Linked DNA regions of Homo sapiens: all the other regions are linked to region 1. Evidence: chromatin loops called from intact Hi-C (ENCODE). Cell type or tissue: mammary epithelial cell. All regions are shown on one strand. Region 1 overlaps DGKG (diacylglycerol kinase gamma). Region 2 has its middle 66 kb from the start of TRA2B. Region 3 overlaps CRYGS (crystallin gamma S). Region 4 has its middle 5.5 kb from the start of TRA2B. Region 5 holds the start of ETV5-AS1 (ETV5 antisense RNA 1).

Region 1 (5,000 bases):
AAGAAAAGGGAATCAGCAACGTGAATGATTCCGGTTTCCTGGTAAGTGTTCCGGACCTGACTAGTCACTCTCCCTTGCTGAAAACAAAACAAAACAGAACAAAACACAGCAATGACAACTCCCAAGATTTAACCTCAAGATTATCCCTGAGAGTCCAAACCTGGGCAGTAATGGTAAAGGCTTCCGGCCAAGCAGTAACTACTCTTTGGAGAACCTCAGTTCAGCTGAGTAAAATAGGCCTTGTTTGATAATGCCGTTTACATTTCCAAATCCTGGGTATCAAGCTTTCTTCCTATGCCTTGCGGCCTTTCCTAAGTTTAGCCGCTGGTGTAATGGGGTAACCATGGCAACAACCACCTGCCTATTTAAAACCATCTCCAATGCTAAATAAGGAAGCCTGAAGAAAATGGCTGCTTGCCTGCCTCTCAGTGGACAAATTGGGCACTCCTGGGTATTTTAGACATGGGCGAATAGGCAGGGTAGAAGCAGTATGTATGCAAAGTTCTTCATAGGAAGCGTTCGGTGACCTTGTGAAATAGGTGCTACCTCAGCCCTTCTGTCTTCGTTTGTTAGGCGAGCACGCAGGTTTACGTGCAAATCCGTGGGCCTGTCACCATGTCATCCATGCTACCTTGACCTCAGTCAGGTGAAGAGTGAGCTGAGAACCTACCCTCAGAGAGAAGTATTGTTTATAGGATCTCGGAAGGGAGAAGGAAAAACAGTTCTACAGATCACAGTGAATTTGTTCATACTTTGCATTAAAATGCACGCTACAATCTTTTTTTTTTTTTTTTTCTGACGGATGTGTCTTTCTAATTGTACTTAATCATGTGGGTGATGGATGATTGCTCTATTTATGTCATATGTTGGCCTGCCTATTGATTTTTGGCATATGGAGAAATTTCTCCCTCCCTCTGCTTCCTTGCTTTCTGGGAATTACAGATGTTTGGTTTCTTTCCTCTGCCGAGACCATACAACTGATCACACTGAACATCTTGCTCTTCCACAAGTATACTGCACCCTCTCACTCCTTCGTATCTTTTCGTACATTTGCTTCCTTCTCCCTGTGTTGCCCTCCTCTTTTTCCGTGTCTTGGTTCAGGCGTCTCTGTCATTGGAAAACCCTCCATGCCACGTTTCGTGTCCTTGGTTTTTGCTCCCATAGGTCACCTCCAGTTACATCACTTAACACAAACCATTCTGCACATCTGCTTTCCAGCCTGTTTCCAGCACCAGGCTGTGAGTCCCCTACATGCGTCTGTCCAAAATGCCTGTAGAACAGTGTCTGGTGTGCATTACGTTTTCAAAAGATCTGCTGAATGAATGGATGAATGAATGAACAGAGCCCCGTGGCTTTCACAAGCATATGGCACATGTGCATGAGTACGTATAAGGATACTTGTGTGAGGCCGGGTGCAGTGGCTCAAGTCTGTAATCCCAGCACTTTGGGAGCCTGAGGTGGGTGGCTCACTTGAGGTCAGGAGTTCGAGACCAGCCTGGCCAACATGGTGAAACACTGTCTCTACTAAAAATACAAAAATCAGCTGGGTGTGGTAGTGGGTGCCTGTAATCCCAGCTACTTGGGAGGCTGAGACGGAAGAATTGTTTGAACCCAGGAGGTGGAAGTTGCAGTGAGCCAAGATCGCGCCACTGCACTCCAGGCTGAGCAACAGAGCGAAACTCCATGAAAAAAAAAAAAAAAAGATACTTGTGTGAAAAGAGGACCTTAAAAGCCTGAGGAATGGGTTGAAGAGGAGTACTTTTTAAAAAAGTGGTTTGTGTGTATCTGGGAGTGCAAAAGACCGTTAGAGGAGATCATCTGAACTGTAAGTTTGTGACTATAGTATCAGGGGCTGGAAGTACACGTGTTCCTAGTGTGCAGTGAGTGTGTATAGTCTGTGTGTGTGAGAGCAAGAAGATGCTGTGGCAGGATGCACTTCCTAAAAGGTTCGTTCAGCTGCTATCGGATCCCACAGATCGCTCTTTCTGAAGCTATAGTGTTCAGTTTCTGACCTCTAAAAAGACCTCCTTCTTCTTGGTTGACTTCTCAGGCTGTGGGGTCAGGACAAAGAGTAGGAATGAAAATGGCCAGTGATGAAAATGATGGGTCCTGGGCTTTAAATGAATGTCTTCAATGAACACTCTAACCTCTCTTTTAAGGACAATTCTTGCTTGTAATCCCAGCACTTTGGGAGGCCGAGGAGGACGGGTCACTTGAGGTCAGGAGTTTGAGACCAGCCTGGTGAACATAGTGAAACCCCATCTCTACTAAAAATACAAAAGTTAGCCAGGCATGATGGTGCACGCCTGTAGTCCCAGCTACTCAGGAGGCTGAGGCAGGAGAATCGCTTGAACCTGGGAGGAGGAGGTTGCAGTGAGACAAGATCACGCCACTGCACTCTGGCCTGGGTGACAGAGTGAGATTCCATCTCAAAAATAAATAAATAAATAAATAAATAAAAAGACAATTCTGTGGGCTAAATAAAAGTCAACACCTTTAGGCTCAAAAACAAAGTCCAAATCATTATCCATTCTTCTCCCAACCTACCTAGGGTTGGGGTGGGAACAGTGTCTGAAATAGTGGTCATCTTGAAATAGTACAACAAAGAAAAAGAAAGAAAGAATGAAAATTGACTAATGAGAAGATACAGACAAAGAAGGAAAGAGGGAGAAAGGGGTAGCTATACGTCAGTCACAACTAAGTTCTGGCAAATTTCATCCTACAAGGAAGAAGGGTTTGCTTTCTCTTGCAAATGATCTGGTTTCCTCTTTCCTTTCATTTTTGAACCTAACTTGGTGACTTCACAGAGTGCCCAGGCTGAGGCTGGGACTTAGTGGGTTCCGGGTCTCCAGCCTTTGCAGGTACCTCTCTGCTGCTGCCCTCTGCTGTCGGGGGAGGCAAAGGAGACACCCTTCTGGTCCTCCTGGTCCAAGTCCCGGAGCTGCCACCTCCTCCCATTTGAGACCGACAGAAGCTAGGGTCTCTTCCAGCCTCCCTGCTCTTCCCCAAAAGAATCATGAGGGGCTGGGGTTGGAGGCGCTGTACTTGGAAGCAGCAGAGACTCAGGACGGGGGTTCCAGTTAGACAAGGGCAGACGCCCTCCCACCTCCTCCCCTGCAAAAGCAGGCCCTTCATACCCACCTCCTGCCCTCCAGCCCTGCCCTCTGCACAGATCCTTTGGGAGAGGACAGGCAGTTAGCCTGCGCCAAGTTTCTGACACTTTTTTTTTTCTTGGAAATGGAAACCCTCCTTCCGGCAAGTGGCAGGAAGGCCAAGTCCCCAGCGGCCCTGGCTGGGAAAATTTCCAGAGAGCAGGTGAAAGGCCTCTGTTCCGCCAGGGCCACACTGGGTGGGTGGCAGCGCAGCCGGGCCTGCAGCTTACCTGCTGTTGAATTTTTCAGGATGTTTCTCTCTCATCACATGGAATCTGTGTGCAATGGAAGCGTCCTGAAAGTGAAAGAGACAAAGCAGATCCTTGGTGAGTGGTCATGACAGTGCAGTGCGGAGGGAAGGGACGCACGCATGCACTCGCTGAGTCATGCCAACCCTGGGACTCTATCTATCGCATGGTGGGGCTCCAGGTCACATCCGCGGAGCCAACAGAGGCTCAACACTGCCTCCAGGGGGATGAGCTAGCACCACCAATACTCTTACAGCCTATGCCAGTTGACTCTGGAGTCCTTGCTATTTCACTCTAGCCCGGACCCGCTGAGAACAGATAGATAGTTCAGGGGTGAGTGAAGGGGAAAGCCTTTGCCCTCTGGGGAGACTGAGAGTCTGTGAGCAGTTAGAGATCAGGAGCCTGTGTCTGGGGCTGAGCATGAGTCTCTGGAAATGACTTTCCATACTAGTTCTTTTTAAAATAGTTTTTATTTTGGAATATTTTGACTCACAATTAAGTTGCAAAAATAGCATAGAGTTCCTAGGTCCCGTTCACTCAGCTTCCCCCAATGATAACATTTTATATAACTATAGGATATTGTCAAAACCAGAAACCTGACATTGGTAGATGCTATTAGATATTAAGTCTTAACCATCCACACCAATAGAAATAATTAGTGGCACTGGATAACATGCTTACTAGATAATAAAACAAAATTAAACTCTGGCTTCTGCTTCTTGATCACTTCACTCGAAGGACTCCCTCCAAGGCCAATAAGAGTCATTATTACATCATGTGGACACTGCCCTCCTATTAGCACATCCCTTTGCCACACTAGCGGCCCCCTGCACTCCAGCACTCACAGTTAGGATGGCTGTCATGCACTGTGCTCCTGGGCTCTCCATCCTCTGACCACAACTCCCTAACCCTGGGTTCTACCTGCGGCCCCCACTCCACACCGTGGCCATCTCGTGAGTTCTCGTGGCTGTTACCAGCATCTGAATGATGATAGCTCCAAAGTGTCAATCTCTAGAGCCAACCCTAAGCCTCAAACCTGAAACGGAACTTGTCTTTCCTCCTCAAACTCGGTCTTCCACCCTCGACAATGGTCTCATTTTCCAGCAGAAGAATGTGTAACGCCCCTTCACCGCTCAGGCCCCATACTGGTACTTTGGGTGCAGGTGCTGGGCTTCAGAAATAAACAGGCTAATTGAGCCGGAGATGGGGGGTGACACAGAAACCAGGGAGTTGACTAGATTTGTTTTGCAATGAAAAATATACAAACCCATTTACTGGAATACATGGCTACAAAACACTTGAAATTCCATGCAGTGAATTTTGAATTTTCATCAAATGCATATTAATTCTATTTCTTATATGAAAATTTCTGTGTTTTTTTTTTTTTTTTTTGAGATGGAGTTTTGCTCTTGTCGCCCAGGCTGGAGTGCAGTGGCATGATCTCGTCTCACTGCAACCTCTGCCTCCCAGGTTCAGGCAATTCTTCTGGCTCAGCCTCCTGAGTAGCTGGGATTGCAGGTGCCTACCATCACACCGGGCTAATTTTTGTATTTTTAGTAGAGACGGGTCTTCGCCATGTTGGCCAGGCTGGTCTCGAACC
Region 2 (5,000 bases), 240 kb before region 1:
AAATTTTATTTGTCTAATAATTTAAAAAATTTTCTAATATTTAATTTTGTGGGTACATAGCAGGTATATATATTTATGGGGTATGTGAGATATTTTGATATAAGTGTACAATACATAATAATCACATCATGGAAAATGGGGTATTAATCCGCTCAAATATTTATCCTTGTATTACAAACAATCCAATTATGCTCTTCTAGTTATTTAAAAATGTACAATTAAATGAGTATTGATTATAGTCACCCTGATGTGCTATGAAATACTAGGTCTTATTCATTCTTTCTATTATTTGGTGCCCATTAACCATCCACCCCAACCCCCACTACCATTCCCAGCCTCTGGCAACCTTTGTTCTATTCTCTATCTCCATGAGTTCAATCGTTTTGATTTTTAGATCCCACACATTTGTGAGAACATGCCATGTTTGTCTTTCTGTACCTGTGTCTAATAATTTGATTCTAGTGCATTTTATCAAAGTATTGGTATACAATGCAATGAATTGGAAATTTTAACATAAAACTCTTTGACCACAGAAGTTTGACTTGAATTCTCTTGAAAAAGTTCAGTCTGGAATATCTTCCCATAAGTTTATAAATGCACTTTCTGGAGTAAAAAGATGTTTGAATCCCCAGCTGAGAGTGTGTGCTTCAAAAATGGAAGAGAATCATAAAAAGAAATCACAACTTTAATTTATATCTTAACGGTTCATGATTTTCATGGAGTAACTGGTTAAAATAGAAATTTCTGGCTTCTGACCACCAAGTCCAGATGTAATAGTGTGTACTTGATATACTGAACAGGACGATAACTTGGAACACTTAAGAGGGGGAATTGGTTTCAAGCACTTCCTCATTTTCTTGGTCTGTAAAATGAAGAGGTGAGACAAAAAAAAAAAACTTTCAATGTTCCTTTCAGATCAGTATAAAACTGAGTACTTTTATAATTCTATAATTGACTATTAAGTTTAAACTTTTCTAATAAAGATATCTGCTGGTATATGACAAGGAATAACAACAGGTCTTTGAAAAAAGTAGATGGATAGTAACTATTATTAGTCATTGTTATTATTTTTTACTTTCTACAAATGCAACAAATTTTTAGTGGATGGAATTGCCAAATACTGAGTTATTTATCAGAGACTACGTTTCTTTACCGTTAACTAGCTGTGTGACTGAGGATAGATAGCTTCACTTGTTTGTGCCCTCTTCTTTGGACGAGGGGATTAAATTCTGTTGCCAGCATCCCTAAAATGTCAAGCGGTGCTGGGGAGAAGGATGGAGGGCCAAGCGGGTTGGGTACTTCTTGGGAGTTACCCCATCCTCAGCCAAAAGAGCTTCTTTTTTGTGTTTAGAGATGGGTGATATGGTGTGGCTCTGTGTCCCCACCCAAATCTCATCTCAAATTGTAATCTCCATGTGTTGAGGGAGGAACCTGTAATCCCCATGTGTTGAAGGAGGAAGGTGATTGGATCATGGGGGTGGTTTCTCCCATGCTGTTCTCGTGATAGTGAGTGAGTTCTCACGAGATCTGATGGTTTAATAAATGTGCAAGTTCCTCCTTCATTCTCTCTCCTGCCGCCATGTGAAAAAGGTCTTTGCTTGCCCGTCACTTTCTGCCATGATTGTAAGTTTCCTGAGGTCTCCCCAGCTATGTGGAACTGTGAGTCAATTAAACCTCTTTCCTTTATAAATTACCCTGTCTCAGGTATTTCTTTACAGCAGTGTGAAAGTGGACTAATACAATGGACCTTTGAGTAACATTTTATTGGAAGAAATACTCGACTCCCATAAAAAGGCTGGGAAAACTGTTAGGCCATATGATTGCCAATGTCCCTGCTAGCCTTATGCCTGCCTATTGGCATTGTACCATTTAGTGGCAGATGCCTGAATTGCAGGTATATTGTCTAGGTTTGGGGGTGGAAAACTCAAACATATAGAAGATAGGCAAACTATGTAAGTGAATGAAGAGGGCTGGATATAAGCCCGACAGGGAGCTGTGGGGATGTGGTGAATTAGGAAGCACATGCCCTGTCTAAAGGGAACCTCAAAATTCAGCTCCTGCCTATTGTTGCCATGAGGGGGCGTGAGCACTGCTTTAGGGGCCATGCATCCAATATGTATTCTGGGAGCTAAATGTGACTCATCTGCCCCCAAACTGTGGTTGACCTGAAATTCTTAGATTTTTTTCTATTTTTTTTATGCTAAGTAACTAACACACATGATAGCAGGCTGGTAGACCTAATCATCTTCCCAATTGCTTAGCATGGTATTTGGTGCATGGTAAACAGACTATGGATGTTAGCTGTCATTATTATCATCATCATCATTATTACCTAATAATGATGTAGCAGACTTGGATCTGCTAATAATTGCAATGGAATTGTAAGATAATTATACAATTTTGTGCTATTCAAATTTAATTCCCTTAAAAGCCATATCATAAAACTGGAACATTTTGGAGAATTACTGACAACAGGAGAAAAGAAATAAATGAAGCCTCAGTGTGAACTTGAGTCCTAGCCAAGGTAGGTCCTCTGCTACTCTGCCAAGTGTGACCCTTCAGACTCACCGTGGCTCACAATGAAAAATGTGTGGGTGTCCAGCACTATCGCACACTTCGCGTGCTTGCTCTGTGTCTGACAGTCAGACCTACTCCAGCGATCATAAAACAACAGTCACACTGAATGTGAAGGTGTCTGAATGTTTGGCTTCTTTCTCACTCACATGATTATTGCAACTTTACAAGAAGTTAGAATATCTACAGAATAAGGTCTTTTTTCTTACTTTTTTCTAAAAATGTTTTTTCTTGTCTTAATGCCAGATAAACTTGCTTACTTATATGCAATGTAAATGCCCAGAGACTGATTTCAGATACCACTGTGAAATCCTGTCTGAGAATTGACTCTACCTTAAAAAAAGGCTGTAAAACAAAACATAAAAGGAAAATTTAAAAATGCTCTCTCAGTTCCACCAGCCTAACAAAAGCATGATCATTTCTCTGCATTCTCTCTCATACATGCTTTTACATTAAATAAACTAAATAAATCCTGACTTTATTGAACTTGTTAGAGGCTGGTTAAGGGGTGGGTGGTTACGAAAATGAGTTTTCTTATTTTCTCATAGTTTCATAGTTCTCACAGTTTCTACTCTCTGGGGGGTAGGGAGACACTGAGAGGTAAAGGAGAATCTTAAAATGGAATAAAGAGAGCACAGGATGACAAGTGGGGGTGTCTAGGAAGAAGGAAGCATGAAGGGGAAGGCCTGATTAATACCGACTGTGGAATTCTCCAGCCTCGAGGTTCCAAAGCCCCTTTGAAACCTGTTCTCACTGTGGGTTTCTTTTTTAAAGCAGATTTTCTTTCCTTCTTTTCTTTTCACTTTTATTTTAGGTTCAAGGGTACATGTGCAGGCGTGTTATGTAGGTAAATTTATGTCACGGGGGTTTGTTGTACAGATTATTTCACCACCCAGGAACTAAGTTTAGCACCCGATAGTTCTCTCCCTCCTCCCAACCTTCACCCTTGAGGAGGCTCTAGTGTCTGTTGTTCCCCTCTATGTGTCCATGTGTTCTCTCTATTTAGCTCCCACTTATAAGTGATAACATACGGTATTTGGTTTTCTGTTCCTGCGTTAGTTTGCTAAGGATAATGGCCTCCAGCTCCATACATGTAAGGACGTGATCTCATGCTTTTTATGGCTGCATAGTATTCCATGGTGTATAGGTACCACATTTTCTTTGCCTAATCTGTCACTGATGGGCATTTAGGCTGATTCCATGTCTTTGCTATTGTGAATAGTGCTGCGAACATTCATGTGCGTGTGTCTTTATGGCCGAATAATTTATATTCCTTTGGGTATATACCCAATAATGAGATTGCTGGGTCGAATAGTAGTTCTGTTTTTAGCTCTTTGAAGAATTGTCACACTGCTTTCCACAATGGTTGAACTAATTTACACTCCTATCAACAGTATATAAGTGTTCCCTTTTCTTCACAATCTTGCCAGCCTCTGTTATTTTCTTTTAAATAATTTGCTAAGGGCTTCTTTTTTTTATTTTATTATTATTATACTTTAAGTTTTAGGGTACATGTGCACAATGTGCAGGTTAGTTACATATGTATACATGTGCCATGCTGGTGTGCTGCACCCATTAACTCGTCATTTAGCATTAGGTATCTCTCCTAAAGCTATCCCTCCCCCCTCCCCCCACCCCACAACAGTCCCCAGAGTGTGATGTTCCCCTTCCTGTGTCCATGTGTTCTCATTGTTCAATGCCCACCTATGAGTGAGAATATGTGGTGTTTGGTTTTTTGTTCTTGCTATAGTTTACTGAGAATGATGATTTCCAATTTCATCCATGTCCCTACAAAGGAGGTGAACTCATCATTTTTTATGGCTGCATAGTATTCCATGGTGTATATGTGCCACATTTTCTTAATCCATTCTATCATTGTTGGACATTTGGGTTGGTTCCAAGTCTTTGCTATTGTGAATAGTGCCGCAATAAATATACGTGTGCATGTGTCTTTATAGCAGCATGATTTATAGTCCTTTGGGTATATACCCAGTAATGGGATGGCTGAGTCAAATGGTATTTCTAGTTCTAGATCCCTGAGGAATTGCCACACTGACTTCCACAATGGTTGAACTAGTTTACAGTCCCACCAACAGTGTAAAAGTGTTCCTATTTCTCCACATCCTCTCCAGCACCTGTTGTTTCCTGACTTTTTAATGATTGCCATTCTAACTGGTGTGAGATGGTATCTCATTGTGGTTTTGGTTTGCATTTCTCTGATAGCCAGTGATGGTGAGCATTTTTTCATGTGTTTTTTGGCTGCATAAATGTCTTCTTTTGAGAAGTGTCTGTTCATGTCCTTCGCCCACTTTTTGATGGGGTTGTTTGTTTTTTTCTTGTAAATTTGTTTGAGTTCATTGTAGATTCTGGATATTAGCCCTTTGTCAGATGAGTAGGTTGTGAAAATTTTCTCCCATTTTGTAGGT
Region 3 (5,000 bases), 300 kb after region 1:
ATTTTCAAATAATAACCCTATTTTCACTGGCTGTTCTTGATAGACACTCTGTCCCCTCAACTGGAACATCAGAGGACCCCGTCTTTTCTACCTTTAAAAATTTTCAGGGGCTTCTACAGACACTATATGCACAGATCTCCAGCCAATGTGTTGAATGTATGTGTTAGAAAGCAGAACAATGACTTTGGGAGCAGAAGTAGCCTGGACTGAATCCTGGCTCCTCCATCCACCAACTGGTGAATTTGGGCACATTTTAAATTTCTCTCAGTTTCCTTATTTATAAAATACCGAAAAACTACCTCTCACAGGGTTGTAAGGAGAAAATGAAATAATGTAGGCACTCAATAAATGGTAGCAATTATTACTGTGCCTGTTGAATTAATGCAAAACATAAGCTAAAGGAACCACCACATGTCAGTATGACTTTCTAACCTTTTAATGAGATCTCATTTTGTTTGGCACAAAGATCTAGATTGGTGATCTGGCAGATGGGTAGCTTTGTGTGACTGCCCACTGTGGCGAGCACTGTATTGCTGGTCCCTAGAAGCATTTAAGGAGAGGCATTATAGTCAGCAGTGGGATGCATGCCAACTGTTTTATTGATGATGCCTATTTGGACCACAAGGCCAGCCAGCATTTGGGCCCCAGGAAGAATATGGCCCCATTCATGTCATTACTCCACAATGCGGCGGAAAGACTGGACAGCTGGGGAGGCTGCACCCCAATCGATGGGCTTCCGGTACTCCTTCTTGTCCAGGAGGTACTGCCTGCCACGGTAGTTGGGTAGCTCATAGAAAATCCAGACACCCTCCAGCACCTTACAGGAGTGGATCTCTCGCATGTGAAATTGCTCCATGATGGAAGGGCAATCTTCGGTGGTTTCATACATCTGACCACTAAAATCCCCTTTCTCAAAGATCTGAATCTTATACTGGCCTCCACTAGGCTGAAAAGACACAGGAGAAAATGAACAGAAACCATTATGGAAATCACCAGCAGGTCAAGAACTTAGAGAACAGTATTGCTCAGAACTTATCACCTTGAAAGCTAGATGATCTGAACTCCCATCTCACCATGTACTGACTAAAACAGCTAACTTTCAATAAGAAAAAATTAATTCTTCAAAACACTCAAGAGGCAGAGACAGCACCCTGGAAATTAGTGTAGTCATTCTAGTGATGAGCTGCTCTAAGATGTTACTCAAGCCTCAGCAGCCAACAAGCAGCTACTCATTAAGAGGTAGAGAAGACTCAAGAAAATGTTCACCTAAAAGCAAGAGAAAGCGGACAGAGGGCGTGGGAAACAGAGGGAGTACACAGTCCCCAGACTCACCAGATGAACAGCTCTGCAGGAGCTGAGGCGGTCGTTGAGGCCCATCCAACGCTGGTATTCAGGGTACTCTCCCTGTGGTAAGATGTACATGTACCCAGCAAAGTTGGGCCTTTCATAAACAGCCCAGGTGCCTCCTTCCACTTTAATGGAGTTGCAGCGACTTAGGTATGTGTGGAAATCTGCACAGTCGCAATCACAGTCATAGCGACGGCCTTGAAAATTTTTGTCTTCATAGAAAGTAATCTGAAGTAGAGGGCCAACAGAGAAAGAGCTGAGGAGCTGGGTGGCTTAATTCACAGATAAAAATTAAGAACATAATGCCTACTTTAGAAATTCCTTTCACCTCAATTTTGAGGAAAAATATGTAGCTGTACGTCACCTTACAACATTGCTTTCTGACAGACAACTTCAGTTGTCAACAACAGAAATGAGTTCTTCCTGAAGGCTGAACATGAAGCAAAACAGAAGAGGGCTCTAATAGAAGTGAGCAGTCTCAGACTCAAGTTCATTTTCCTTCCTTTATGTTCCCACAGCTCTCTGTACTTACATCATATTATAAATTATCCATTTATATGTCTACCCCTCCCACCAGAATCCTAGCATACTTTTTCCAAGGGCAAGTACCAAGCCTTATTTGAGCTATCAATCCTCTGTGCCCATCACTTGACTTCAATAATTGTTTCATGAAGATGACTCCTAGGTGATATGGAGGATACATAGAGAAAAATAAAGCATGAACCTTAGCTTTACAGAGCTTATTTTAGATAGATGTAGAGCTTTCATACATGAAAATGTATCATATCATGTTCTTTATTATTAGTTTATTGCCAACAGAGTAGTTGCAAAGTAACAAAATGATAAGAATCCTCTTTGCCTCCAACGCTTATCAAGTTTCTACCACAATGCCTGGGGTAAGTCTCTGATGGCACTGAAAAATATGCAGCCCTGTGAAAGCAGAAACAGTAAGTCTGGACTACAGAGCTCCCTCTCTACAATTAGCCTTACTATCTTCATCCAGCCACCTCTCTGAGCTTCAGCTTCCTATTTGAAGACTACAGCAGACTGGAAGTTCTGGCTTTAAAACAACTCTCAGAGCTTTTCTGGCTGAAACAGGAGACAGAGTTCCTAGGAACTCCCAAGGATTCACCAAGCAGTTCCTGAAAACCACGATGAAAACTACAAATGAGCTACAGAGCTTGTCCCTTGTTATTCAATAATTCCACAATCTTTTCATCTTTTTTTTTTTTAAGATGGAATTTCAGATCAATGCTAGGTTATAAACTGAAACCACAGGTGTCATGCTTCGAACCGTTAATTACCTGGCATTATGCCGCCACCTTGTGGCTGATTTACTTTATGGATTTCACGGGCGAAAACTATGTGAGTCATTTCAGATGAAAGGAGCAGAGCCGGATACTGTCTTGAGAGGATCTTTGAGCTGAGCATTGAAGGATAAGTAGGTGTTTTCCAGAGGCAAATGAAAAGGAACAAACATGTTTAAAAGAATAAAGTGAAAGAACATGGCCCATTATAGGGACAATAAGTAGTTCATTAAGTCCAGTACATATTGAATATGTGGTGAAGTACTAGAAAATAAAGCCAGAAAAATGACACCAGAATCATGCTGGAATCCCTTTGGTGATTATGAGTGAGTTGGACTTAGTAGTGTGTGCCTAGAAACGGATGGCTGCTGTGGGCCAGGTGAGAGATGATGAGGGCCAACCAAAAGGCAACTCCAATGTGAATGATGATGAGAAAACAGTAAAGAACTTCAGGATTTGGTGACTAATTAGATGGAGGGAATGAGAGGAAGAAACGAAGAATGACTCATAAAAAGCTATAAAATCTCATTCTCCTCTATCCTGGGTAGTTCTTTCTATCTAGATACTAATATACTAATAATTGTTTCCCTCCACCTTAATCTTTCCCTTCCCTTCCCATTTATCTCAATTATTCTCTTTCCTGTTCCCTAAAAGGGTCCCTTTTCCTTCCCACCCCTAAATCATCTACTTCCTCTCCTTTATCCCCTGCCCAAATTTCTTTATGTGTTTCAGTTCCCTTCCCATCTTAGCACAGTACAGATTTAGATATATGGTACCTCAGTTTACGGATGAAGAAAAAAAAGAAAAGTCTCAATACTACTGCTTTCTTGCTACGTGACCTTGGACAGGGCAATGAACCTTTCTCTACAGCTCTTCATTGGCAAAACAGGATGATAGTGTCTCTTGCAGACGGTATGCTCTGAGGGTCCAAGGGGATGTTGATAAAGTACTTAGTTGAATAGCTGACTCATGATTAGCAATAAGCTTTTGCTACAGTTTTTACAGATGAAGAAGTTAAGTGATTGGCCTAATGTCACTACCTAGTTACAAGTTAGTTGCAGACAAGCTGGTGGGCTGCAGTGCAAAACTCCTGGTGAGTAAACTATTGTTCACTTTATTTTCCTTTGCTGTCTTTCTGCCTGCCCAGTTAGCTTCGTTTAACATGGCAGCACTTACTCTCTTGGACAATGACCAAGGCTGGGCCTAAGCCTCAGGGGCTCTTCCTCATGACCTGTGGAGAGATCTTTAGGAAAGTCAAATAACTTCTCTAAGAATGGATAGATTCTAAACTCCTTAATTCATATGTTCTATTTGCCTTTGGTTTTTGACCAAACAAGTCACTAAAAAGAGCCTTTGCAAAAGATATCCTATGGGAAATGAAGTTAATAATACCATCTATTTCACTTCATAGTTTCTCACATTTACTGCCTTCTGCACATTTGCGTGACTAATTATCAATATCTGCTAAGTAAAAAGATACATGATGCCTGATACGGTCACCTGATGTCCACCCTCCCAGGAGACCAGCCAACCATCCAAAAGTTGAAACAAAGCCCTCATCCTGTTGCTATGGAATCATTACTGAGCTCCAAGACTAAGCTCTCCTTTCAGTGGGAGACCTTCTATATCTCAGAGCCAGAGAATGTTGCACCTAGCTGTGCTCAATTTCTTTTTGTAGAATAACCATGAAATCCATGCTATTGTCAGCCTAGAGGTTTTGACCTTTGGGCAAAATATTTTGTAGAGAAGGCTAAAGAAATGTGCAGAAAGTTTTCCTAGAAATTATTACAAAATTCCTATCATTATCAGGTTTATTTTTGGAAAAATGGCCTACTAATCCAATGCAGCAGAGAGAAAAATATCTTGAGTATCCCAGAAGTAATGAAAACATACTTAGTAAAATCTATTCCTTTTGCCAAGCCCATAACTCCTCTGATTAAACTGCTATCAAGATAGTGGGAAAGGAAGAAGCAATGAGAAAAAGTAAGAAATAATTTACTATCTCCTTTACCCTAGCAAGCAAAAGTTATTTAACTAAATGAACGACTCATCTATAAATAAAAAAGAGTACACTATTACTACTCTGCAAATCTTTAAAAGCAGATGTTTTCATCTAAGATGGTTGTAGAACAGCTTTACCTCAAGATACATGGATATCCCTCCTCTAAGGACCAAAAATTCTTTTTTAGTGGGATTTGCATGGTATATTTTCAAGAACCTCAGAGCACTGAAGACACTAATTTTTCTCCCCAAACCTCCTGAATGACAAGCATGATTATTAGTTCTATTTTCCAATGAAAAAAAAATCAAGCACTAATAAATTACAGAACAAGTTAACAGGTACCT
Region 4 (5,000 bases), 300 kb before region 1:
TTTTTATTATTGAGTTATAAGAGCTTGCAATTTGGCTCTTGTTTGGTAAAATAGTCATCCAGAACAGAATCAATATTTGAGGTACCTGAGATCCAGAGATTTGGTGATGACTCAAGTGTCAAGTGACTAAATAACTTCTGAATGAGCTGTCCCCTTTTTCTGAGAACACCTGTACTCCCAACACACACCTAAACCTGGACTCCTACTCAGATCTCTGGCCTTATCTTACTTTTTGGCTTAGATTAGATCTCTTGTTTATACATTCTTATGGCACCCCTTGACATTCATATTACTCACAACTATAATTAAAGAATAATAATTATATAATTATTTTATTTTCATTATTATTTCTTTGTGGGTTTTTTTTTTTTTTTTTGAGACAGAGTCTCGCTCTGGCGCCCAGGCTGGAGTGCAGTGGCGCGATCTTGGCTCACTGCAAACTCCGCCTCCTGGGTTCAAGCAATTCTCCTGCCTCAGCCTCTGGAGTAGCTGGGGCTACAGGCGCCCGCCACCACGCCCGGCTAATTTTTGTATTTTTAGTAGAGACGGGGTTTCACTGTGTTAGCCAGGATGGTCTCGATCTCCTGACCTTGGGATCTGCCCGCCTTGGCCTCCCAAAGTTCTGGGATTACAGGCATTAGCCACTGCGCTCAGCCCTATTTGCATTATTATTTCTGTGAATATAGTTTTTATGTCTGTCTTCCACACTAGATAATAAGTTCCTTAAGGGCAGGGCCAGTGCCTCTTTTGACCACTGCCTTATACGTAGTGCTTGGCACACAGTAAGCCTTTAGTAGTACTTGTTGAGTGATTAAAAGAAAGCAACGTATGAATTTAGAATTGATTGGGTAGGCATCAGGGTGCCTTTAGAGGTCCCTGAGCAGGAGACTAACTTGCTAAAAGTAGGCAAGATTGTCCTGGCAAAGATAGGAAGGTCAGGCTGCAGGTCTTGTGTCATTCATGTCTGTGTCTCCAGCATCTAGCGCAGGGCCATGCTGTTGAATGAGTGGCCATGTGGGATATGGATCCAGTACTGTAAATATGAGGCAGTGAGGATTAGATTCCCAAGGCAGCAAGAATGAGGACTAAGCAGGGAGTAGGGAGACTATGAAAGGGTGGGCTTGACTGGCCAATGTGATAGGAATATGGGGAAAGGGATAGTCAGAAATGACTGTAAAAACCTTGAGCCCTAGGCTGAGTGAGGTGGCTCACATCTATAATCCCAGCACTTTGGGAGGCTGAGGCAGGTGGATCATCTGAGGTCAGGAATTCGAGACCAGCCTGGCCAACATGGTGAAACCCCGTCTCTACTAAAAATACAAAAATTAGCTGGGCGTGGTGGCAGGCACCTGTAATCCCAGCTACTCAGGAGGCTGAGGTAGGAAAATCGCTTGAACCTGGGCAGTGGAGGTTTCAGTGAGCCGAGATTGCACCACTGCACTCCGGCCTGGATGACAGAGTGAGACTCCATCTCAAAAAACAAAAACAACAACAACAAAAATGTCTAGTCCTGGTAGGGGAGATATATACAGAGAAAATAATGCACCCAACAGGGAATGCTGTCTAACAGGCTTACTCCTGTAGCTTAGAGCCAAGCCAGAGGCTGCACTCAAATTTGTTTGTTGTTGTCTCCTTCCAGAGTCATAGACTCTCTCCTCCAGCATTTCTTGTTTAATTTTCAACTTCTGCCCTGGGATTCACTAGTGCATTCTGTCTTTAGTGGGGTTTTTGTTTTTTTTGTTGTTGTTTTGTTTTGCCTTCTCTCATTTAGTCATTCAACATACTGGATAACAGGCAAGGAGCAGATCACAGATGACCATGTATGCCTAGCTAAGGAGTTCAGATTTTATTTAATGGGCAGTAGAGAAGTATTGAGGGGTGCTGAAAAGGTGAATTATACTTTCAATTTTAAGTTTGAGAAAAGTGGTGGCAGTGTGGTGCATGGGTTTGAGGAGTGATATGAGCAGGGAAGATTGGAGACCGGGAGCAGGTGAGGAGCCAGGCTTCTGTTCTGAGCTGTGCCCGGTGTACCTAGCAAGGGTCAGTAAGAGCTGAGAGCCGGGCATTGTGCTCTGTACACCCGAAGGAAGGGCCTCCTTTTTCACATTCACATGTCATCCTTTGGGCCAGTGGCAGCCAGGCCAGGGGCCCAGTTCCTAGACTCTTTCAACAGTCCAGACAAGGAATAAAAAGAGCAAGCAAGTGAGTGAACCTGACCTAAGGCAGTGGCCAATGAGGTTAGAGAGGATGGAGATGACTTGCTGTGCTAGTTGCTCCCAATTCATACTTTTTGCCTGCTCTGTGAAAACAGATCTGGAACCTTTCAATATTTTTCTTTCCCAGATGGCACAGAAGCTTTGTCAGAATTGGACAGGCATTACAGGAGGAAAGCTTTTACTTCCTGATTCCTGTGTGTGTGCCACAGGCTCCTGCATCACATGAGGCTTCCCCAGGGACCAGCTCCTGCAGAGCATAGCTCTCTCCAACACTGAGCTTCTGTAGTATGCTGACAGTGTTTCTAGTTTCCCGGCTCCTGCAGTGCCTGGCAGTCAGCAGCACCTAGTAGCCAGCAGCTGCCTCTAGAGCACCGGTTCCCACCCCTGGCCAGGTTTCGTAACATTTGCAGCTTCTTCAGTGTCTGGCTCCTGCAGTGTGTAGTTCCCAGCAGCAACCAGCAGAGGGCAGCCTCTCCTGGAGCCACATCAGATAGCTTTGTAGGTGAGATGCACCCCATAAACAACTGTCCCTGACACCTTAAAGGTTTCTGGAAAATCCCAGGGGCAGGTTTTCATGAAGTTCTGCCAGTGTGGCATCACGGCAAGTTTTCTGTGTTCCAGAGATCCATGGCTGTGCCCGCTCCAAAGTCTGAATCTGAGCTCTTGAGGGAAAAGGAGGTTCTTCTTGGGCACTCTATCTCAGACCTAGAGCTAGGGCTCCTCCTTGTACCTGCTATTCCCATATTATTAAGAGTTCTCTTTACTTCTTACTAGTTAATCCGTCATTACCCCATCCTCACTTACCTCAGTACCCCTATTACTAACTTATAGTTAGTAATTACATATATGTAACTTCCCCTATTCAAATTACTGTGTATTTGATCTCTCCTGATTGGAGACATCAGAATTCAGAATGGACAGACTGATTCAGAATTTTTGCCAGGAGTGGTCTCTCAAAATACTACTGAGATGTGGAGGTGAAGGAGAAACGGAAGCTAGAGTAACTGCTCATCATTTTATCCCTCCTGACCTCATTTTTCTTCCTAGCTAATGGTATCAGTGGTACCATCTCCAAATGGAGACATCAAGTGAGTACTGGTTAGAGCAGTCTGGGGCTCAGGGGATAGCTGGGTGGAATATACGGAAATGAAATTACTAGTATAGAGATAGTCAAGGAAACCTTACTTTGTGTAAGTGAGATCTTCAAGGGAGTGGTGTAGGAGTGCTCTCAGAGAACTAATGCATCTCTGTATAAAAAGTGACTGAACACCCACTCACTACTTGGAAGTATGAATGTGGAAGTCAAAAACTTTGAGACTTCATTAAGGCAGGTCTTCACGAACCAGCTTAGGACTGAGTGGAAATTAAGAACAACATTGAGTTACTATGCTGACTATGGCTACGTATTGTAGATAATTGAGTTGAAACAACCAATCACTTTCAATGTTCTGAACCCTAAAAAAGGTGGATCACCTAAGGTCAGGAGTTCGAGACCAGTCTGGCTAACATTGTGAAACACTGTCTTTACTAAAAAATACAAAAATTAGCCGGGCGTGGTGGTGCATGCCTGTAATCCCAGCTACTCGGGAGGCCAAGGCATGAGAATCACTTGAACCTGGGAGGCAGAGGTTGCAGTGAGCAGACATCGTACCATTACACTCCGGCCTGGGTGACAAGAGTGAAACTCTGTCTCAAAAAAAAAAAAAAAAAAAAAAAAAAAGAGAGAGAGGCCGGGTGCGGTGGCTCACACCTGTAATCCCAGCACTTTGGGAGGCCGAGGTGGGCGGATCATGAGGTCAGGAGATCGAGACCATCTTGGCTAACTCGGTGAAACCCCGTCTCTACTAAAAATACAAAAAATTAGCCGGGCGCCGTGGCGGGCACCTGTAATCCCAGCTACTCAGGAGGCTGAGGCAGGAGAATGGCATGAACCCGGGAGGCGGAGCTTGCAGTGAGCCGAGATAGCGCCACTGCAGTCCGGCCTGGGCGACAAAGCAAGACTCCTTCTCAAAAAAATAAAAAAAAAAAGAGAGAGAGAGAAGAATGAAATAAAAGACTTTCTCCAGATACTTAAGATAAATCTGGGAAAGAGAGGAAGAGAATAAAAATTAGAATACCCAAATAACAAAATTTAGAGCTCAAACATTAAACATATGAAGAAAATGTTTTGTCTTAGAATTATTATTATGTTACTAATATAGGGTGGGGATAAAAATTCAAACAATAAGAAATGTGCAAAGTGAAAAATGCAAACCCTATTTTCTATCCTCTCTTTCCCAGTCTCGCTCCTCAGAGGTCACCCTAGTTAAAAAATGTAGTGCATAACCTTCTAGACCTTAGATAGATAAATTTAAATTTTTATTTTTATTTTTTTATTATTTATTTATTTATTTTGAGACGGAGTCTTGCTGTCTCCCAGGCTGGAGTGCAGTGGCAAGATCTCGGCTCACTGCAAGCTCCGCCTCCCGGGTTCATGCCATTCTCCTGCCTCAGCCTCCCAAGTAGCTGGGACTACAGGTGCCTGCCACCACACCCGGCTAATTTTTTGTATTTTTGGTAGAGATGGGGTTTCACCATGCTAGCCAGGATGGTCTCGATCTCCTGACCTCACGATCCACCCGCCTCGGCCTCCCAAAGTGCTGGGATTACAGGCATGAGCCACTGAGCCCAGCCTTAAAATTTTCTTTTCATAAACAAATGGAATCATGCTATACATATTTTTTATTTTTTAATTTTTATTTATTATTTTTTTGAGACAGAGTCTCACTCTGTTGCTCAGGCTGT
Region 5 (5,000 bases), 160 kb before region 1:
GAGAAAATTATTTGATCACCCCAAAAGAGGCAGTATAAATGTTTAATGAATTTCAACCTCTGTTCATGTTAAAAAACTTTCAGTAAACTGGGGATAAAAGGAAATGTCCTTTAGCTTGTTAAAAGGTAACAAGAAGCCTACAGTAAACATGATGAAATGCTAAAAACAAACCCTCTTAAGACTCAGAACTAAAAAAACCTACGCACTCTAACCATTACAAGAACATCATTCAGTCTGTCAAAGAAGGATCCATTAAGCATCCATGAAACTCAGTTTCAGATCCCAAAGTGAATCTGTGCTGCCATACACAACATGTTATTAACAGGCACTTGGAGAAGAGATGCATCAGGCACATTCACTTTATTCCAGGCCAGGCTACAAATGTGACTTACAGTCAAGTTCATTCCTCTCTAAAAATTATTGTACTACAAAATCTGAAGGACAAAAAATGAATAGCAATTTACTTTAAGGGTAATGAACTTTAAGAGAGGAAGAAAAAACAAGAGGAAAAACGAGTATATAAAATCTCTTAATTTATCTAGCATCCTTAAGGAATTGGTAGTTTTTGTTAAATCAAAATTCCAGAAAACTTAGCCCATCCCTTTAAGCTCTGAATCCTCAATAATAACCACCGAAGCAGACGTTCTTGACATTCTCAAACAGCTTAGGCTGTTTCCTCCTTCAGAAGACACTACCCAGTTGACCTTTTCCTGATGACTCCAGCACTACACATTTTGTTCTGTCAATTACAGCATGCTAGCCTACCACAATACTGATGCCCTTAGGGGCTATCCAGAAGCAGAGGATTCTTCAGGTACAGGAGCATTTTCTTAAATGTTGCTGCTTCTTGGGTTTTAACCTCTTTGGTTGATGTCAAGTAAGTGAGAAAGCAGTGTATTCCAAAATTCTTAGAGATACATTTTTCTTAGTGGAGCTTCTTCAGTTGAATTGCAGGGCTTTCCTCAACTCAAGATATAATGAGATACGGTTTAATAAAAGCCAAAAATATATACGGCCAGTACTATAGGAATATTTTTCTAAGTTCCTCCACCCAGCACATGTAAACATCATAAATAACACAATGAGAAAACTCACAAGATTGGGAAGGCTGAAGGAAAAAACATTTTTTCAGCTGGTCTTTCAGGATAAGTGGCACATGTCTGAACATGTCAAATTACATGTCTTTTCCCCTCTCCTTGTGGGGAGGAAATCACTGGTATAAATCATGGCTTTCAAACACAGTATTTATCTTCTAAAAATAAATTGAGTTGTGAAGAATTACATGCTAAGACTATATAAAACATTAAGAATGTACTTTTTTCTTTCTTCATTATTTTCTTAGAGATGGGGGTCTCACTGTGTTGTCCAGGCTGGAGAGCAGTGGCACAATGAGATCATGGGAGTTTTGACCTGCTCTGTTTCTGACCCCTGGGCCAGCTCACCTCTGCTTAGACAATTTGGTGGTCCCCACTCCCAGGAGGTCACCATATTGATGCTAAACTTAGTGTGGACACCTGATAGATCGGCATAGTGTACTACAGAGCCCAGGACTCCCGAGGGCAAGTGATCCTCCCACCTCAGCCTCTCAAGTAACTGGGACTACAGGTGTGTGCCGCCATGTGTGGCAAGGGTGTACTTTTGACTAGATTACATTTTAGCTATTTACGGTATAATTTTAGCAAACTTTTATCACTATCAATAAACATATACTGAGGACAAATAAGGTACAAGGCTAAATGTGGCCTAAAGAAAGGAGTCTAAATCACAGGTTTTTATCCTCAAAGAGCTTACTCTATTCAACTGAACAGATACGGCACACCCAGCAAAACAAAAAAGACACATGTTAAGCACATGGGTTTGGATTAAATGATGTAGGAATTTATTAAGATTTTGTAGTTGAAGAGATAGATAGAACTTAAAAGTATAATAAAAAAACAGATAATGTTCAAGGTCAAAACAAATTTATCAAGGTCAATTACTCAGTTTTTATAGTAGACATTAGTGGATGTTAGCAGCCCAAATAAAATCATAACTGAAACAAATGGCGTAATTACACGTCATGGAAGTTTTTGGTTGCTGAATGTAGGACCCTGTATTTGGCTATGTGAGCTTTAGAAAGTCCTTTAACTGTGCTGAGGCTTGATTTCTAACCTATAAAATGGGTTTTTTCACTCTGCCTATGTCACAGGGCGGTTAAAAGTTTCAAATGAGACTCTCTTTACTTCTATCATGCAAAATACCATATATTTGTATTAGGGATTTCGTTTTGAAGTAATAGTCCCTCTAATCTTAATAAAAAGTTCTAAGCCAAGAGACAACCTATAGTCACCAATAAAAGTAATCTGCCCCACTTTTGGGCAGGCATAAAAGTTATTAAATATGTGATTATGAAGCTTGATATTATCCATGACTGTAATTTCTATTACTTTTACAAATATCAAACCAGGGATTTTGGTCTGTCTCATTTTCTGTGTACTATCCAGTATCTAGAAGAAAAATCACTGTCACGTTTTTGATGCGTTTTATGTCACATAGATATCACGTGGATGACCATATTAATAGACAAAGGCAGTAGGAATAGAATTTGGTAATACATGCTTTAAATAAAGGTAGGGTGGAATAAGGATGAGGGTAGAGAGAGCTGGATCACAATTTCTCAAAGTGTGACAAGACTATATCCAGGCCCCGCCCCAGGCCCACACACTCTATCTCTGAATGTTAACAAGGACTCTGCATTGAAAATCCCCGCTCCACACTCCCATGGGGACTCCTGTGCACTTTCAACTTTGAGAGGACAGCACTCTTGAGTGGAAATCCAAGTGCCCAGTGTTGTTTGTAATCGATTTGGTCACCTACAGAATTCCTCCCCCTTCACCTCAATTACCTCAAGGATCTCTGTATCACCCCAGTGTGTGTGTGAGAGCTTTGAATTTTAGACCCATCAGTCTCAAAGGCAGAGTATAACAAGAAGTAAGTCCAAAATGCACAGGCAGACTTCAAGGAGGAATCACCCAAGAAAAGAAATACCTGCATTCTGGTTCCCTCCTCTCTTCCTTTCAACACCCACGGGCAAATAACTCATCAATCCCAGGAATCCAAAACTCCTTCCTTCTCAGGGGGCTGGGTGGACTGGAGACAGGCTTATTTCACAGCTGAGACTGGGGCTACCCATCTCCCAATTCTCCAGGAGAACTAGGATATTTGTCTCCCAACTCAGTTAACTGTTAATACAGTATGTTACATAAGCCCCTTGGATAAAAAACAAGGATTGAGGGGGAAATATTAGATAAAGGAATTTTCTTTTACAGTTCATGGTATAACAAATAGAAGTTTGCTAAGAGTTTCAAATACTGAATATATACTCGACCCCACACTTCCTCCCCAATTTCCCCATAACCCTTGCAGAAAATCAGCAAGATGCTGTTTAAAAACACCAAAAAACCATTGAAATAAAAATGATATCTAGGCCAGAGTTCACAAATTGGCAGGCCTGCAGGGTGATTTTGCCCAGAGAAGTTTTGTTTAGTCTGCAGAGGTGTTGTTTTTAATTTGAATTAGTTGCCAACTTAAAAAAAAAAGTCTACAATTTTTACATAAAAAACCAAGTAACCAAATTCTTCTGCACAAGTACAGGTTGTTAGTACAAGGTAACAATTGCCAAAAGCTCAGCGGCAGCTGTGTCCTCCAGATGAGTCCCCGGTGGCAATAGAGGCCCACTCCAGAGCCAGCCCCCCACAACCCCGTCAGTGCTCACCCCTTGAGCCCTGTGTAACACAGGCGTTCGTGTTCCTTGGCCTAACCAAGGAATAAACAGCAACCAGCCATATTTTGCCGTTCTTAATGGTGACTTTCAGAGCAAAACGGGAAGGGGATCAGAACCAGACAAAGGGACCTTATTTTTTCCCCTGCATTTCATCTAGAAATAAAATGACCTCCAAGTAAATACTGGTAGGCATCTGGAATGGACCAGGCCTGGGAAAGGTATACTCATATATTCTTCCCACTCCCGCCCCATTGTGGCCCCCACACCGATCCACCTAACACAAGATAGATAGATATGAAATACCATGGCCACCATCTTGCATCCTTTGGTAATATTGTTGACAACTACCCCCCTATCCCAGAGAAACTTGAAATAAAGACAGGCCCCCAGCACATCTTCTATAAAAGAAGGCCACAAGCATCCGAGATTCTAGAATACCACAGATAAAGAGGTCAGGTTTGGAGTGTGCAGAGAAGGTTCCCTTCACACACTTTTTTGACAAATGAATGACTCTGGACAAGTTACTCCTGATGCCTCAATGCCTGTAGAAATGTAAAAACCACCTGCAGTGTAACCAGGAGATTTCTATTTCAAAAGCAGATGTACAAATAAGGTCCTTAGCTAATCTCCTACTGTTAAAACATGTTAAAATCAGATAAGTAATATTACCTTGTATAAATCAGCAATTGTCCCTTATATGTAAGTGAAATGGTAATAACTGAAGTTCAATTCTATTAATAGTAGGCAGCATCCAATGAGGAGTCAGGAACCTGCCCTCAGTGAGGGACAAGACTATCCTGGCAAGTCATTCTTCCTCTAGTTCTGTGAGACGGGAGAATACCAGTTACCTCTCCCTTACCTACTTTATAAGGATGTCGTAGTCCATCAACCATCTGGAGTACCTTGGGAACAGGGTGGTATATAAACAGTCATATTCGTATTATCATTAGTCTTGCCTCACAAGCTGCCTCAATGTAATGATAACTTTTTAGGAACCTGGTAAATAAGACAAACTGCTTCCCCTCTCCCAGTGAGAAAGGATAGGAGTGAGGGAGACAATTAAGGAAGAAGCCCAGATCAACACCCACCTCTGTTCTGATGGATACTGGTTTTCAGGCATCATCTTTGGCATCTGCAGGGGCTGATGTGGTGGTCGGGGGACCGCAAATGTTTGCTGCTGTGGTCCAGGCTCTGGAAGCGAATGGGGGGCGGGGGCGGGGCCCACACCTTGAACTGG

What was found. Hi-C counts contacts between places; a loop is a spot of excess contacts. Peaks named below come from ENCODE experiments on the same cell type or tissue, not always from the same donor. Only the 100,000 strongest peaks of a DNase experiment are listed, where the experiment ranks them.
Region 2: a loop joins it to region 1, with 9 times the contacts of the local background. A loop is called at or near these places in 7 of 110 quality-filtered maps.
Region 3: it touches region 1 in a loop (9-fold over the local background); 82 of 110 quality-filtered maps call a loop at or near these places.
Region 4: a loop joins it to region 1, with 10 times the contacts of the local background. A loop is called at or near these places in 3 of 110 quality-filtered maps.
Region 5: it touches region 1 in a loop (2.5-fold over the local background); 4 of 110 quality-filtered maps call a loop at or near these places.

Annotation. Positions count from the first base shown.
Region 1 is chr3:186,239,122-186,244,121 of GRCh38, forward strand. It overlaps DGKG (diacylglycerol kinase gamma), which reads right to left. Exons shown (of 25, transcript NM_001346.3): 20 at 3,383-3,447. Among named protein-coding and RNA genes, the nearest start is that of DGKG, 120 kb to the right of the region's middle. RefSeq lists an enhancer at 3,133-3,182. In mammary epithelial cell, CTCF peaks have their summits at 439, 2,890 (motif pointing left) and 3,616 (motif pointing right); a DNase peak (open chromatin) is centred at 3,560; H3K4me3 peaks cover 885 bases; H3K27ac peaks cover 629 bases.
Region 2 is chr3:186,001,209-186,006,208 of GRCh38, forward strand. No RefSeq gene overlaps it. Among named protein-coding and RNA genes, the nearest start is that of TRA2B, 66 kb to the left of the region's middle. In mammary epithelial cell, a CTCF peak has its summit at 2,068; no DNase peak of the experiment used is centred here.
Region 3 is chr3:186,538,023-186,543,022 of GRCh38, forward strand. It overlaps CRYGS (crystallin gamma S), which reads right to left. Exons shown (of 3, transcript NM_017541.4): 2 at 1,333-1,575; 3 at 421-946. The coding sequence ends at 674. Among named protein-coding and RNA genes, the nearest start is that of CRYGS, 3.9 kb to the right of the region's middle. In mammary epithelial cell, a CTCF peak has its summit at 2,678 (motif pointing left); DNase peaks (open chromatin) are centred at 2,689 and 3,089; H3K27ac peaks cover 271 bases.
Region 4 is chr3:185,941,020-185,946,019 of GRCh38, forward strand. No RefSeq gene overlaps it. Among named protein-coding and RNA genes, the nearest start is that of TRA2B, 5.5 kb to the left of the region's middle. In mammary epithelial cell, a CTCF peak has its summit at 2,677 (motif pointing right); DNase peaks (open chromatin) are centred at 122 and 2,662; H3K27ac peaks cover 57 bases.
Region 5 is chr3:186,074,966-186,079,965 of GRCh38, forward strand. ETV5 (ETS variant transcription factor 5) reads right to left here. Exons shown (of 13, transcript NM_004454.3): 7 at 4,852-5,000. It overlaps ETV5-AS1 (ETV5 antisense RNA 1), which reads left to right and starts at 4,205. Exons shown (of 2, transcript NR_046594.1): 1 at 4,205-4,376. LOC124909470 (a long non-coding RNA gene) reads right to left here and starts at 4,844. Exons shown (of 2, transcript XR_007096205.1): 1 at 4,067-4,844; 2 at 1,857-3,249. RefSeq lists a silencer at 2,602-2,797. In mammary epithelial cell, no CTCF peak of the experiment used is centred here; no DNase peak of the experiment used is centred here; H3K27ac peaks cover 900 bases.